2 separate regions of the Homo sapiens genome follow, and region 2 is linked to region 1. A link is a loop called in an ENCODE intact Hi-C map of the cell type or tissue named here. Cell type or tissue: Caco-2. All regions are shown on one strand. Links, peaks and the distances in the headings refer to the core of each region. The heading gives the core; the rest is flanking DNA. Region 1 overlaps FZD4-DT (FZD4 divergent transcript). Region 2 overlaps TMEM135 (transmembrane protein 135).

Region 1 (2,929 bases), core at 224-2,723:
AGCCTGGGCAACAAGAGCGAAACTCCGTCTCAAAAAAAAAAAAATTATTTTTCTCCCCAGCACTTCGCATATACCTAACACACAATAAGGACTCAAGAAAAGTTTGTTATACTCCATACTCCACTATTGTCTCATGTAAAGTAAATATATAACATTCATAATTTCATGTGTTATCTTCCCAATGAGGCTGTGAATTACATCTATGGATACCCACTCTGCACTTAACATATGCAAAATGAATAAGTGACAACCCCAACCCTCACCATTGGCTCCTTAGAACTGAAAATAATGGCAGTTGCAGTGTTTAAGGGCAACATGAATGGGCCACCTTTGGCCCGCCTGGTCAGTCTCATCTGTGTGTGATGGCAGCAGCATTTCTATGGAGCTCAGGCCTCAACATTGGGCTGTCTCTGTCCCTTTATTTACTCTGCAACCTTGAAACAGCAGCACAGGTGGTAAGAGAGCTAAGAACAGCATGATCAAGACAAAGGAAAAGGGCAAAATTTTGAGAGGAAGAAGAGGAAAGCTTTAGAATATTCATTTTTTTCTTTTTCCTCTCTCCATTCTCCATAACTCAATCAAGGGGATCTGGAAGAAACCACTTCCTGTCTTCCTGCCTTCCATTTCAAGTTTCTGAAGCTTCTTCAAATTTGTTCTCTCTCTCTCTCTCGCCTGCAGGTCATAGCCGTGCCTGGGAGAACCTTCTCTTCAACTCTGCCGCACCACTGTCAAGCTCACCTTTCTTCTAAGGTTTTATTTTAGAGTTAACATCCTCCAAAAAGCCTTCCTCAGGAGTTGAAGGTGCCCCTAATATCACAGCCATGGCATCCTGTACACTGGACCTTATTGTCTGTCTGCCTGTTGTACCTTGTATGAGTCTATAAGCAAAACCTATAAGAAGCCACATCTGGCTATTCTATGTACTCAAAAAATAATTGGCAAGTGAAAGAATGAGGAAAAGGAGAAAAAATTCAGAAGGCCCCTACCCCTTCCAATGGGTCAAGTCAGGAATTTCCTACCTGCATGTGATTCCCTGTGTCCTAGAGGGTTTTATTTACTCCTCAGACCTTGGAAACTGTTAACCAGAGTCTCTGTTTGGAGATCTTATCTGTGTGCTTCTCCATGGGTGTTGTTTCCCTGTCTCTGCAGCCATGCATTCCTCAGCTCTTTAAGTGGTGGAGCCTGTCTGCCTGGATAGAGTGCAAAAGCTACAGTGTAATCTTGCTTTCTTTCAGGGCCACTGACCAGAGGAAATAAAAACTGGACTGATTGGGCTCTCCTGATGTAGACCAGCCAGTGGCCCTCTAAGTTTCCTTCTATGTTTAAAATTCCTTATCTGACATTGCTAGCTGATCAGCAGGCCCACAGGTCAGCTGAGGGCTTATCTCCAGGGCTGGAGCTTCAAAGAGATACATGCACACGACTCCCCTGGGTCAGATGGGCTGTGTCACAGTGAGTTGGGGATAATTTGGGATCAGTCAACATAACACACATAACACAACCCATTAATTTTTTTTTTCAAAAAGCGAAGTTTATTTTACTTTTTCCCATTATGAAAGTCATCAATGCTCATTATAGAAAATTTGGCAAATAACAAAAAGTGGAAAGAAAAAAATTCCTTAATAATTTAGTATATTTGATATATTCATCCTTAATCCTTAATCTTTTACTATGTTATATCTTTAATAGTTGTGATGATATACTTTTTGTAATAAATATATATTTGTGTTGTGGCTTTTTTAAAATTTAAAAACATAACAAATATTTCCCCAAATTTCTATATTGTTTGGGTAAACAATTTTAATAGCTGCATAATTGTTTATATATAGCATAGTTTATTTAACTGTTTACTCGCTGTTAAGTATTTAGGTAGTTTTCAATATTTTTCTTTCTTTTTTTTTTTTTTTTGTGATGGAGTCTTGCTCTGTTGCCCAGGCTGGAGTGCAGTGGCACAGTCTGAGCTCACTGCAACCTCTGCCTCCCCAGGTTTAAGCAATTCTGCCTCAGCCTCCCGAGTAGGTGGAATTACACGTGCCTGCCACCATGCCTGGCTAATTTTTTGTATTTTTAGTAGAGATAGGGTTTCACCATGTTGGCCAGACTGGTATCGAACTCCTGACCTCAGGTAATCCACCCACCTTGGCCTCCCAAAGTGCTGGGATTACAGGCATGAGCCACTGCAACTGGCCAGCCCCATCTTCTTTTGTGCTGGCCTTACAAAGCTTTATAGCATGGTAAGAGGCAGTGGTATAGTGGTTAAGAGAAAGAAATATAGCATCAGACACACTTAAGTTTGTGTGCGTCTCAGCTTTGCTATTTGTCTGACCTTGGTGAACTTACTTCCCTGAGATTCACTTTTCGTATTTCTAAAATAAAATAGGAGTAGCAATAACAGTACCCGCAACAATCCAAATATCCATTACCTGATGAATGGACAAACAAAATATGATACATTCATACAATGGCATATTACTCAATTATTAAAAGGAAGTATGATAGGCCGGGCGCGGTGGCTCACACCTGTAATCCCAGCACTTTGGGAGGCCGAAGCAGGTGGATCACCTGAGGTTGGGAGTTCGAGACCAGCCTGACCAACATGGAGAAACCCTGTCTCTACTAAAAATACAAAATTAGCTGGGCGTGGTGGTGCGTGTCCGTAATCCTAGCAACTCGGGAGGCTGAGGCAGAATTGCTTGAATCCGGGAGGCAGAGGTTGCGGTGAGCTGAGATCGTGCCATTGCACTCCAGCCTGGTCAACAAGAGCAAAACTGTCTAAAAAAAAAAAAAAGGAAGTATGATATATACCACAATAGAGATAAACCTTGAAAACATTATGCTAAGTGAAAGAAGCCAGGCACCAAAGATCATATATTTTATTCCATTTAGATGAAATGTACAGAATAGGCAAATCTATAGAGACAGAAAGGAG
Region 2 (2,929 bases), core at 260-2,759, 290 kb after region 1:
TCTCATATCAAGATTTTTTTCACTACACCATGCGTTGCCTCTGAAGAAATACTTTTTTTCATTTTTTAGGTGTTTATTTAAAATGCGTAATATAAGCACAGTGGCACATGCCTGTGATCCCAGCTACTTGGGAGGCCGAGGTGGGAGGATTGTTTGAGTCCAGGAGTTTAAGACCAGCTTGGACAACATAGGGAGATCCCATCTTGGGGGGTGAGGAGGAAGAAGTAATAAATAAGTAAATAAAACAAGTAATATTGTTTTAGATGCTTATATTTTTCTTATGTAAAAATTGACACATTAACTTTATTGTGAAAACGTGATTACAATCACAGACATGCAATGGAAAAAAATTCCATATTGTCTGCACCTTCTTCTGAGACCACATTTTGTGTGTATGTAATGTATTTTATCTTTTAAAAAATTGAGAAATAATTGTACATATTCATGGGAGTATACAGTGATGTTTTAATACATATATAGTTATTAGATCTGGGTAATTGGCATATCTGTAATCTCAAATATTTATCACGTCTTTGTATTGGGAATATTCAATATTCTCCTTCTAGCTATTTGAAACTATGTATTACTGTTAACTATAGTCATCCTACAGTGATATAGAACCACTAGAACGTATTTCTCCTACATAGCTGTGATTTTGTATCCTTTAACAAATATCTCCATATCTTTTTTTTTTTTTTTTTTTTTTTTTTTTTGAGATGTAGTTTTGCTCTGTCACCCAGGCTGGAGTGCAGTGGTGCAGTGGTGCGATCTCAGCTCACTGCAACCTCCATCTCCCAGGTTCAACCGATTCTCCTGCCTCAGCCTCCCGAGTAGCTGGAATTACAGATGCCCGCCACCATGCCTGGCTAATTTTTTTATTTTTGTTAGAGACGGGTTTCACCATGTTGGCCAGGCTGGTCTTGAAATCCTGACCTCAGGTAATCCGCCCGCCTTGGCTTCCCAAAGTGCTGGGATTACAGGTGTGAGCCACCGCGTGCAGCCATCTCTTCATATCTTTACCTTCCCCCTACTGTTTCCAGCCTTGAGTATTTTCTGTTCTACTTTCTACTTTTCACTTCTATGAGGTAAACTGTTTTTAGCTTCCACATATGAGTGAGAACATGCAGCGTTTAACTTTTCTGTTCATGGCTTATTTCACTGAGTATAATGTCTTCCAGTCCATCCATGTTGCTGCAAATAACAGAATTTAATCCTTTTTGTGGCTGTATAGTATTCCATGGATATATTCTGGATATTAATCCCCCCTAGGATGTATAGTTTGTAAATATTTTCTCCCATTCTGTAGATTGCGAAGAAATATTTTAAAGATTTATAAAGTACATCTTTTACATCTTTTATATTTACCAAATGAGTGAAAACTGAGTAGACAATAAAAAAATCTTAGAAATCAAAATAGTTTGTTCTCATTCTTTTCAGCTCATTAGAGAGCACATAATGAAGCAGCACATTTACGTTATCCAATTTTGTGTTGGTGCCAAACAATGGGGTTTATATAAAATATAAACATTTTATATTGAATGGATTATAGGAACATCACCCATCATTAAAAGTCTAATATCGAGATATTTACTTGAGAGAACTTAATGTACTTTAATTAAGATTAGTAACATTTTTGCATCCCTATAAATGTGTTTTTAGAGGAAAACCTACAGTAAAGTGTTTGCTATAGAAGTCACACCAATGAACTACAAATTCTTCCAAAAACAGTTTTCTAGCGACATCTGCTGGTACAATGTAATAAAGATGACTATCTCATGAAAGTAATTTCATAGAAAATATCTTTGTGGGTAGAATTGTTTATTTTACTATCATTTACACTTCTAATTGAAAATTTGAACATTTGACCAAGAGTATTATCCTGATAATGATAACATTGAGCTTCTTTATACTTTCCTGTACATAGTATGCGATTCCAACCTGAACCTCTACAGTTATTTGTGTATTTACTAAGTTCTTTGATATTATTATGCAACATATTTCTTTTCCTCCATGTCTTTTTTGGCTCAGTTTTATATCATAATTTGCCTTAGTGCAGAACCTTGCAAGTAGAGATTCAGTAAATATAGACTGACTTACAGTATTTATTTTGTCATTTGCATAGATTAAGTTGAAAAGTCTACATATATGAGTTAAATGCATTATTTTTATGTGCACTTGAAAATAAAAATGAGACTTTATATTAGAAAAGAATGTGATTAGGATAAATGGATTTTTATTTTTCTTCCTTTGAAGAGATTTTCTGCATTATAAGTTGTGGAGAAGCAAAATATATTCAGTCCTTGGACATTTTCTTTACAATTATTTCCTGTATGATTGTATCTAGTCTCATGCATTTAAATACTACATATAAACAAATCAGACCTCTCCCTTAATCCTCAGACTTGTACAGCCAGTTACTTGCTTCCTCAACATTACCGTTTAATTAGTTAACACACATTTTAAACTTAACATGTCCAAAACAAAAGTTTTGATTTTCTCCTTGAAACTGTTTGTGCTTAGTATTCCCTACTTTAATGAGTGGCCGTATTATCCTTCCGTTTGATCAAACCAAAAATTATTTCAGTAATTTGTAAATTCCCTCTCTTTTACTCCACGTTTAAACCATTGAGAATTTCAGTCAGCTCTACTTCTCTCCACCTTCTACAACTATGATCTAGATGACCACAATCATCGTTCCCCTCCTAACTTGCTTCCTTGCTTCTAACCTTGCCCTCCTGTAAGTCTATCCAGCAGCCAAGTGATTTTTTTTTTTTTTTTTTTTTTTTTTTTTTTTTTGAGACAGAGTCTCACTCTGTCACCCAGGCTGGAGTGCAATGGTGTGATCTTGGCTCATTGCCAACTCTGCCTCCTGCCACCTCCCCAGTTCCAGCGATTCTCCCTGCCTCAGCCTCCCAAGTAGCTGGGATTA

What was found. Hi-C counts contacts between places; a loop is a spot of excess contacts. Peaks named below come from ENCODE experiments on the same cell type or tissue, not always from the same donor. Only the 100,000 strongest peaks of a DNase experiment are listed, where the experiment ranks them.
Region 2: it touches region 1 in a loop (4-fold over the local background); 22 of 110 quality-filtered maps call a loop at or near these places.

Annotation. Positions count from the first base shown.
Region 1 is chr11:86,999,198-87,002,126 of GRCh38, forward strand. FZD4-DT (FZD4 divergent transcript) reads left to right here. Exons shown (of 3, transcript NR_038905.1): 3 at 679-1,753. Among named protein-coding and RNA genes, the nearest start is that of TMEM135, 37 kb to the right of the region's middle. In Caco-2, for the core only: no CTCF peak of the experiment used is centred there; DNase peaks (open chromatin) are centred at 757 and 1,284.
Region 2 is chr11:87,288,754-87,291,682 of GRCh38, forward strand. The region is part of intron 6 of TMEM135 (transmembrane protein 135); the gene reads left to right. Among named protein-coding and RNA genes, the nearest start is that of TMEM135, 250 kb to the left of the region's middle. In Caco-2, for the core only: CTCF peaks have their summits at 1,765 (motif pointing left) and 1,998; no DNase peak of the experiment used is centred there.